2 separate regions of the Homo sapiens genome follow, and region 1 is linked to region 2. Evidence: chromatin contacts called from ENCODE Hi-C or POLR2A ChIA-PET data. All regions are on one chromosome and are shown on one strand. The core of a region is the stretch at or near the end of the contact, and the rest is flanking DNA. Distances in the headings are between cores, read along the strand shown.

The links. Hi-C counts contacts between places; a loop is a spot of excess contacts on that map. ChIA-PET counts read pairs that join two places held with the same protein, here RNA polymerase II (POLR2A). Pooled maps may share reads with other maps.
Region 1: a map of IMR-90 shows a loop between it and region 2 (10-fold over the local background). The contact joins two enhancer-like sites. A Hi-C loop is called at or near these places in 2 of 168 maps with a recorded cell type or tissue (IMR-90 and cardiac septum) and 14 of 50 pooled maps. POLR2A ChIA-PET finds 5 or more read pairs at or near these places in 1 of 52 experiments (A549).

Annotation. Positions count from the first base shown.
Region 1 is chr2:237,120,637-237,125,295 of GRCh38, forward strand. No RefSeq gene overlaps it. Among named protein-coding and RNA genes, the nearest start is that of COPS8, 37 kb to the left of the region's middle. Within about 2 kb of position 1,900, at least 2 of the 41 ENCODE cell types and tissues checked have a DNase peak (open chromatin) inside an H3K27ac peak, as active enhancers do.
Region 2 is chr2:237,513,492-237,518,266 of GRCh38, forward strand. All of the region lies in intron 4 of MLPH (melanophilin), which reads left to right. Among named protein-coding and RNA genes, the nearest start is that of MIR6811, 4.9 kb to the left of the region's middle. RefSeq lists an enhancer at 1-293. Within about 2 kb of position 1,425, at least 4 of the 41 ENCODE cell types and tissues checked have a DNase peak (open chromatin) inside an H3K27ac peak, as active enhancers do.

The DNA of each region.
Region 1 (4,659 bases), core at 650-3,149, 390 kb before region 2:
TAAATTGCTCAGCCCCAGCCTTTGGCCTTCACGTCCACCCTGACAGCAGCTGCTGGGAGTCAGGTGTGGATATGCCAGGTGCACCAGTAGGTTGTGGTCATTAGTCCTTTCGTCATCAGAAGGGGAAGAGAGACTCCAACTCGGAGAGCTGGTGATTTTTTGCCTGTGTATGTATTGCTTGAATTAAGTTCTTTATTTTAGTTTAGTACACTGCTGTGTTCTCAATATATGTGACTTCATCCTCGCAAAACTATGGGGCTGGGTGTCTCCATTTTGTAAATGGCGGAAGTGAGGTGTTTGCTTGCCTAGGTTCCCGCAGTGGCATGGTGGATGCATCAAGGCAAAGCCAGTGACCTTAGTGGTCTTAGTTCTCTCACCGACTGACACAGAGGAAAGAAATCAGAGAGCTTCCTTGAGCCTGAGGCCATGGATAATAATGATCACTTAGACATGAAGTTTCAGAAAGAAAACAGAGACATCTTGAAATCCTTAGTGTCAAACGTTCAGATGAAAGGAGCATATTAAATGCCTCAAGAATCCCATTCACTGGGCCCAGTAATTTTTCTCTTAGTCATCTTTCTAAAGAAGTAATCTAGGATGTGACAAAACATTTTGGGAACAGGAATAATCATTACTGTGCTACTTAAAAAATTAAAATAACATTTGTAAAGGAGGCAAAACTCAATGGCTTACAACAAAAAGCTGTATTCTCATGCTCATGGGTGAGCACAAGAGCCACGGCTTGGCTGATGGGGCAGGATATGGATGGCTCAACTTCAGCCTAACCTTCAGGGGGACTTGACTCTGAGCTCTATTCTGGGTTCAGTTTTGCTCCACAGCTGTCTGGCCACATTCTTCTCCCAGTGGATCAGCCATGCACTGGAGGGCAAGCTAAACCTCACAGCCCTGTGCCAATCCTCCCCTCACAAGACTGCTGACATCCCATGCTCTGTGTAAGCACAGGAACAAGGGAAAAACCCACAGGGCAGGGAAGTAGACTCCACTCATAATGGGAGACAGGGGCAAGTATATATTTGATGAGTGATCATAGAAATAACAACTGTGATCTAGATTTGCTTTGCATTGGCACACATTGTTCTTCAGTGGAGTACCATGGAAGGGGCTTATTGGTACAACAGCATGGCACACAATTTTGAAATCAGGCAGCCCTGACTTTGAGTTCTTGCTCTGCTATTAATATTGACTAGCTGTGCTCATATATATGTTCCTTAACTGCCACTAAGTCATAGTTTCCTCAATTGCTAAATTGGGTTGTTGTGAGGATTAAATGAGAAAACAATGTGGAGCTCTTAGCAAAGTGATGGGTTCTTAGGAAGCAGCCAATAAGTAATCATAACAGTTAATATTAGTGGTAGCTATTGGAAAGGTATTTGAGATTCAGGGATGAATGAAAATCACTGTAAATCTAGAACCCTACCCTTATCTAAACTATCAATCTCTTTTTATTGAACAGTTTCAAATTTATTTTTGATAAACAATTTTAATATAGTCAAACATTTATTAGAAGCAGAAAAGTCATTGTAGAGCACTTGAATTATATTTAAAAGTTTAGCGGTCTAAACTAGCAATCTAAGATGATTGTGAAATAAAGGCATTTAAAATCCTCCTACTTGCTTATCGGAACTACCATACCAGTCAGGATAAGCTAAGCCACGCTGCGCTAACAAATGGCCTGCAGATCTTGGTGCTTTACACTACTAGCAAATGTTTCTTTTACGCTTCTGCTGCCTGTCCACTGGGGGTCAGCAGAGGCCGTCTTCTCTGTCAGCATCACTCTAGGATGCCGGCCACCCAGCAGCCTCTCTGTGCCACTCAGCAGAGGGAGAAGAGACCTGGGGAGCCACGTGCTGGCTCTTGTTGCTTCTCTTTGGAAGTGACACCGTCACTTTCACATATGTTTCATCAGCCAGAGAAAGTCAGCTATGGCTGGCTCAATAGAGCCAGTAAGTCTAATCCTCCTGAAGCAGAAGCTCTGCAGAGAGAGGAGCCAAATATACTGAACATAATACAGTAGACAAGAGAATGTGTGTGACTCTGAAACCATTAAGGGAGTAAAAGGAAAAAAGAAGGAAACAAAAAATGTGGAAAAAGAAACATGGCCATTAGAAATCACAACTTAAGGAAGTATCAAGTAATCAAAGCTAATGGCCGCTCAATAAATATAAAGAAACTAAACTCACAAAACAGACTCTCATATTGGATGATAAAACAAAATTCAAATATATATACACTTTACAACAGAAACACATAACATGAAATGACAAGAAAATTTGAACACTGAAAGAAGAAATGTTTACATCCCAGATCAAGAATCAACAAAAAGGAAGTGTTACTGTATTACCAATTAAAATAAGCAACCAGATTTTTCCCAAGAAAATACACACTTCACCTATATTCTCAAAATTGTTGGCAAAAAGTTAATCATAGTTGTGGTAGGCAGAAAAATGATCCCTAAAAGGATGCTGACACCATAATCCCCAGCAAAGAAGCCCACGACATTAGGACTAAATAAAAATGTTAACCAGGAAGACATGAGAATTTAAAATGTGCATTATTATACAGTATGTTATCAAATAAATGAAGGAAAAAACTCACAGAATTACAAAGAGGCACTGACAAATACACAATCATAGTTGAAATACTTGTCTCACATTGATCTAAAGTCAACCTTTTGTGGTGTTAATTCCCCCAGCATCTCTGGACTGTACAGATGTGGGGCCGAGTAAGTCCAAAGGCCTCTTCTGCCTCAGGAGCAACAGGGAAGCCAGGGCAGGTCTGGGCAGTATGAACAGAACATAAGGAAGGTTCCGTGAAGTTGGTCCAAGTTCCTGCAGATAATCCATCTTGGCGGCAAGGACAGATGAGACCAGGAGAATCTGAAATGGGTACAAGAACTGTGTAAATCATGAACGCGCACAGAGAAACAGCAAACTGGGGACAAAGAGAGGGACCCCTGCCAACAGGGACTCTGAGATCTGTGTCTGAGTCCAGTCCCTGAAATCTCTGACCTTGGAACCTATGGTTAACTGAACAGTGGCCCACCAAGATGTCCCCATCCTAATCCTGGAACCTATAACTATGAGACCTTACATGGCAAAACAGACTTTACAGATGTGATTAAGTTAAGGATCTGCCATGGCCTGAATGTGCCCCCTCAACAGTCATATGTTGAAGCTTAATCACCAATGTGGCAACATTAACAGATGGGGTCTTTAGGAGGTGATTAAGTCATGGAGCAGAGCCCCTCATGAATGGGTCTGTGCCCTTACAAAAGTGCCTTTCCATCTCTTCTGCCACTTGAGGACACAGTGTTCGTCCCTCTTTCCCTTCCACCATCTGCCAAGTGAGAATACAGAAGCAAGATGCCATCTTAGAAGCAAAGAGGAAGTTCTTACCAGACACTGAATCTGCCAGCACCTTGATCTTGGACTTCCCAGTCTTCAAAACTGTGAGAAATACATTTCTATTATTTATAAATTACCTAGTTTGTGGCATTTTGTTACAGCAGCACAAATGGACTAGGATAGGGTCTTAAAAAAAGGAAGACCCTGGGCTATCCACATGGGTCATCTGCATAATCACAGAGTTCTTTATGAGAGGTGGCAGGAGGAGATAGAGAGAAATGAGAATGCCACGTGATGATGGGAGCGGAGTAGAGGTCAGAGCAATGCACTTTGAAGACAGAAAAGGGGCCATGGGCCAAGGAATGCAGGCATCCTCTCGAAACCATGCTAGATAAAGAAGCTGATTCTCCGCTGAAGCCTCCAGAAGGAAATGTCCCTGCTGACACCTTGACTTTAGCCCAGTGAGACTCATTTTTGAATTCTGCCCTTTAGAACTTTAAGCAAATAAATGTGATATTGTCAAGCTACTGCATTTGTAGTAGCTGTTACAGCAGCACTGGAAGCTCATGCAGATCCCTTTCTTTGATTCTGGGAGCTACATCTGTGCCCCTCCTTCTTACTTAATAGCAAGTCCGTTCGTTTTTTCTGTGTGTTGTTTGCATTGGAGAGAAGGGAGAAGTCCTGAACTATAATCAGTCTGTACTCTGTAAAGTGACAGAGGCAATGTCCGATGTCTCAGAGCTGCCGCTGAGGGCAGGGCTGCACCACAGGCTGCCCAGGGAGCCAGTGCAGAAAAAGGGCAGCCCTTTGGTTGCCTCCTCTGCATCTCATGGTCTTGCTTCCACTCATGCAGGTGACCCTCACTGGTACATCTGAGAGAAAATGCACTCCCAGGAGCAGCTACTGCTCTTGTGAAGAATATTCCTGGAGGAGTCCACACGGGTGGAGTGGATCTTGGAGGGATGGGCCCAACGCAGCCTCCCTCAGTGTGCGGGGATGACATGAGTGGGGGCTCTTCTTCCTCTGGAGAGGGTTTCGGGGCGAGAAAGATGAGCAGGGACTGAACTAGTTTCTGGTCTTCAGGTTCCAAAATAAACCTCTGAGATAAACCATTCGGGGTCATTGCTGCAGGTTTGTTCCTGAGAATGCGGGGACATTCAGAGTGGGAAAAGTTGGCTTTCTGGTGTGGGGACATCAGGTCCTCTGACTCCCACTGTGTGTATGACAGACCTAAAAATCAATGTGCATGTGTTTATAAAATGATGCAGAAAAATTACAGTGTCTTCTAGTCTCT
Region 2 (4,775 bases), core at 175-2,674:
CTATCAAGAGTGGTCAGAAAATCTCTGTTCCATGTCAGGAACAAGGAAAATCTTTTGGAATTTTTTTGGTTTTTTTCTTTTTTTTAGCATGACTTGATCAGATAGGTAGGATAATGTTGCCCCCTTGGCCCAAGTGCAGAGTGACAAAAGGGACCAACACTAAAAGGATCCCTGAGATCCTGGGATACTTCCTCTTCATGTTCATTGTGGGGGCCGGGGACATCACCCTGACAGGTGGGTCCCCAGGCCCCAGAAAGCTCATTTCCGCATCCCTGGGTGCAGGGGGAGTTCACGGGGTCTCTGCCTGTTGGTTTGGGATGCGTCTCCTCAAGGCACTCACTGTCCAGAGAGAACAAAAATAAAACCAGGTCTGCTCTCTGGCTCTGTCATCTGGGCACGTTCGGAGCCAAAAGCCTTGACCTTCTGAAAGTTCACTGAAAAATCATCTCGTAAAAGGCAGATTCATTGGACAAAAGATTTAGAAATGTGTTTACCGTGTATACATGGGAGCCTTCAGAATACAGACCCACAGATGCAGGGAAATTGTCCATTTTTATGCTTAGGTTCAAGAAAGGGTGGACTGCGTGTGGAAAGAAGATTATATAACAAGGCCGGACCTGCTGCTAATAGGCTGAGTGGGGAACCTAGCAAGGTCTGTCTGCCTGGATTCTTCTTGGCCTTTCCTCCTCCGAGAATGGGGCGGGATGCTCTCTGGAGTGAGGGTCTTATGACCTAAAGTCAAACAAGGAAGGTCAGATAATTTCTTTTTTTATTTTTAATGTTTTTTTTTAGAGATGGGTTCTCACTATGTTGCCCAGGCTGGTTTTGAACTCCTGGGCTCAAGCAGTCCTCCCACTTGGGCCTCTCAAAGTGCTGGGATTACAAGCATAAACCGTGCATGCCCAGCCAGATAATTTCTTTATGGCTAGTTTTTACACAGAAAAGTAGAGGGAAAGAGTGATATTTGTATGTTTTATGGCTGGCTTTGGGAGAAAGGGATACTGGTTTCTATGTCCTGCCTTGGGGAAGAGGGATTCTAGTTTCTGTGGCTGGCCTTGGGGAAGAATGGGCCTGAGAGACAAGAGGGCAGGAGAAGGTCAGAGAGAAACTTTGCTTCTGAGGCTGCTGCTGAGGCCCTCATTTGGGGCATTGTTTTCTGAGCCCCAGCAGCATTGCCAGCCAGGCAGGCATCCGCTGAGTGTGTAAAAATAGACCTGTCAGAGCTCAGACACGGGCACCTGCAGGCCCCTTTAAAACCCTTGACAGCTTTTATCTTTAAGAGAAAGATTTAAGTAAAAAATGTACCATGCTGCCTCCCCCATCTTTCCTTCCACTGGGGAAACTGAGGCCCTCTGAGCCCAGGCAGGCAGCCGGTCCCCTTGACTCACCCCAGCATCTTCCCAGACATTCCTAAACAGGCAGCAAAGCAGTGAATGGCAGTGGCAGCTTCAGGCAGGACAGGCAGTAACAGCGTGTGCTTGTCACCTGATCTCAGCTGTTTGTTATAAAGTCCGTCGTTCAGATTTCCAGTTTTGCCAACTGGTTGACTATTTCTATCTCTGTATTATAAATGGAAAACTGTACAATGAGACTTAATTTTCCAACCCATGTAAAAGATCACTGCTGGCTCAGGACAGAGCCTGAGAACCCAGAGCTTCCCAAGGCCCAGTCGATGGTAGAATTGTAAGCTGGTGTGGACATCACGGAGGAGGGTGTACGGCACTCGGGGGCGGATGAAAGGAGGTGCACAGTGAGGTCTCCATCTCGCAGGAGGCTTTGGAAGATGCGTCGGTGATTGATTGAGTACATCCGCCGAATGCTCGCCAGGTGCCGGGTCCTGGGCTGTCCTGAGGGTAGTGCTGTGGAAGAGCCAGGCCCTGCTGTCCCCACTTGGGGACAGTCAGCACAGCCAGTCCAGTGAATAGGGACACTTGTGCCTCTGGGAGTGAAAACCACAAGGGAGGAGTTTCCTGCAGAGGGGCCCCAGGCCCGAGAGATGAGGATAGGATCCCCACGGGGATCACAGGTGGGCCAGTCAGGGAAATGTCTAAAACAGAAACCACGCGGTCGTTTCACATAAGGAACTGGTTGAAATGCTGTTAACTGAGAATGGGAAAAGGAGATACTGAGGTATCAGAGGTCATAACTGCAGGAGTGCCTGCATCCCCCACAACTACCAGGGGTGCAAGCAAAGGGCAGAGGCTGGGATTAATAGAAACAGGCAGCTCCAAGGAGGCCACCCAGGGGTGGGACCCAGCCCTCCAAGGCAGGGGTGCTGCCCACTGGTGCCCATGTCTCAGGGGCCGTGATGAAGCTGGACCAGCTGTCAGGGTCAAGGGCTTGGTGCTGGAAGCCACAGGAAGGGGAACATTCCTTCTCCTTCCTTTTCCCACTCTCACTCACTGCGAGCCGAGCCCTCACAGAGGAGCAGGCAAGGCAGAGGTGTGGTGTGCAGGGCCAGCTCCCACATCACAGAGCAGAGAGTGAAGGTGGCTCTGAGGCCACCCTGGGCCCTGCACCCGCAGTCCTGCTTCCCTTTGCAGTTGACAATGCACACTCCAATGCACCAATGCCTGCTTGTTCACACCTGTGACCCGTGAGGCACAGAGAGCAAGGGGCAGGTCCCAGGGCAAGGGTGTCCAGGGGCAGCAAGGCCTGGCTGGGCCCAGAGGATCTGACCTCCACAGTGCCAGCTGTGCCCTCAGCCCCTGGAGTAGAAAGGTGGATGGTCCACGGGGCCTGCTGGCTCTAAACCCTGGGGTCCCTTTCCTAAATCACTTGCCACAGCCACAGCACCGGCCAAGCCAAGGTCAGTAGGAGAAAGGAGGGAGAGACGGTGGGGCTGTGCTAGGGAGGCCAGGCCCAGGAGGTCAGTGTGAGGAAGGAGCCCTGGGGGGCAGAGAAAGGAGAGGGGGCATGAGGGCTGGGCCTCACCTCCCTTCCTGTAGTGATGAGGTCAGGCCTGCTGACCAGCAAATGCTATGAGCCTGCAGGTGAAACCATGTGTTTGGGAGAACATGACTTAGCTCTAGGCCTCATTCACACTCCACAGCTCCAGGGTCTTCCTACTGCCCAATAAGCACAATCCTGCAGACATGGTCAGACCTGTTGGTAACATTGATTGGTAACATTGGCAACTGATTGGTAATGTTGATGCAGATTACCGGTTTTTATACTGTAATTCAGACCAGCTCTAAGTGATGTTTGGATAGGTATACGAAAGGCCAGCAGAGAGCCTTCGCTGGATGTTTCTCAGTGAGTAGATGGATTGTGGGAGAGGGAGAGATGAATGGATGGATGGATGGATGGATGGATGGATGGATGGATGGATGGATGGTAGGATGGATGGATGGATGGATGGATGATAGGATGGATGGATGGGTGGATGGATGGTAGGATGGATGGTAGGATGGATGGATGGTAGGATGGATGGATGGATGGATGGATGGATAGGTGGATAGGTGGATAGATAGGTGGATGGATGGGCAGCTAAGGTGGTAGGTGAGTGGATGGATGGATGGATGGATGGATGGATGGATGGATGGATGGATAGGTAAGTGGATGGGTGGATGGATGGATAGGTAAGTGGATGGGTGGATAGATGGATAGGTGTTTGAGTGGATGGATAAATAGATGTCTGAGTGGATGAATGCATTGGTGGGTGGATGGGTAGGCAGCTGGGTAGATGTATGAAGGAGTGAGGGATGAGTGGTGGGTGGATGGATAGACGAATGGATGGATAGGTAGGCGGAGGGGTGGATGGGTAGGTGAATGAGTGGATAGATGGGTGGATGCATGGATGCATGGATGGATGGATGAACGGATGGATGGATGGATGGATAAGTAGGTGGATGGGCGGATAGATAGGTAGGTGGATAGGTGGATGGATGGGCAGATAAGGTGGTAGGTGGGTCAATGGATGGATGGGTGGGTGAGTGGATAGGTGGATGGATGGATGCATGGATGGATGGATGGATAGATAGATAAGTGGATGGGTGGATAGATGGATAGATGTCTGAGTGGATGGATAAATAGATGTCTGAGTGGATGAATGCATTGGTGAGTGGATGGGCAGCTGGGTGGATGGGTAGATGGATGAAGTCGGGAGGGATGAGTGGTGGGTGGATGGATAGATGAATGGATGGATAGGCAGGTGGAGGGGTGGATGGGTAGGTGAATGAGTGGGTAGATGGGTGGATGGATGGATGGATGGATGGATGGATGGATAAGTAAGTGGGTGGATGGATGGATGGATGGATGGATGGATGGATGGATAAGTAAATGGATGGGTGCATTGGTGGGTGGATGAGTGGGCAGCTGGATGGATGGGTAGATGAATGAAGGAGAGAGGCATGGGTGGTAGGTGGATGGATGGATGAATAAATGGATAGGTAGGTGGATGGGCAGATGGGTAGGCGGATAAGTAGGTAGATGGGTAGGTGGATGAGTAGGTAGATGGATAGATGGGCCACTGATTGATTGAGTGGATGGATGGATAAATCGATTGATGGGTGGGTGCATGGATGAAGGAGGGAGGGGTGGATGGGTGGGTGAGTGGATGAGCCACTGATTGATTGGGTAGATGGATGTATAGATGGATTGATGATGAGTGGGTGGATGAAGGAGGGATGGAGGGATGGATGGATGGATGGGTGGGTAGGTGAATACATGGATGGATGAGCCACTGATTGAGTGGGTGGATGGGTGGATGAATAGATGGGTGGAGGATAGATAGGTGGGTGTATGGGTGGGTGGATGGATTGATGCATGGATGG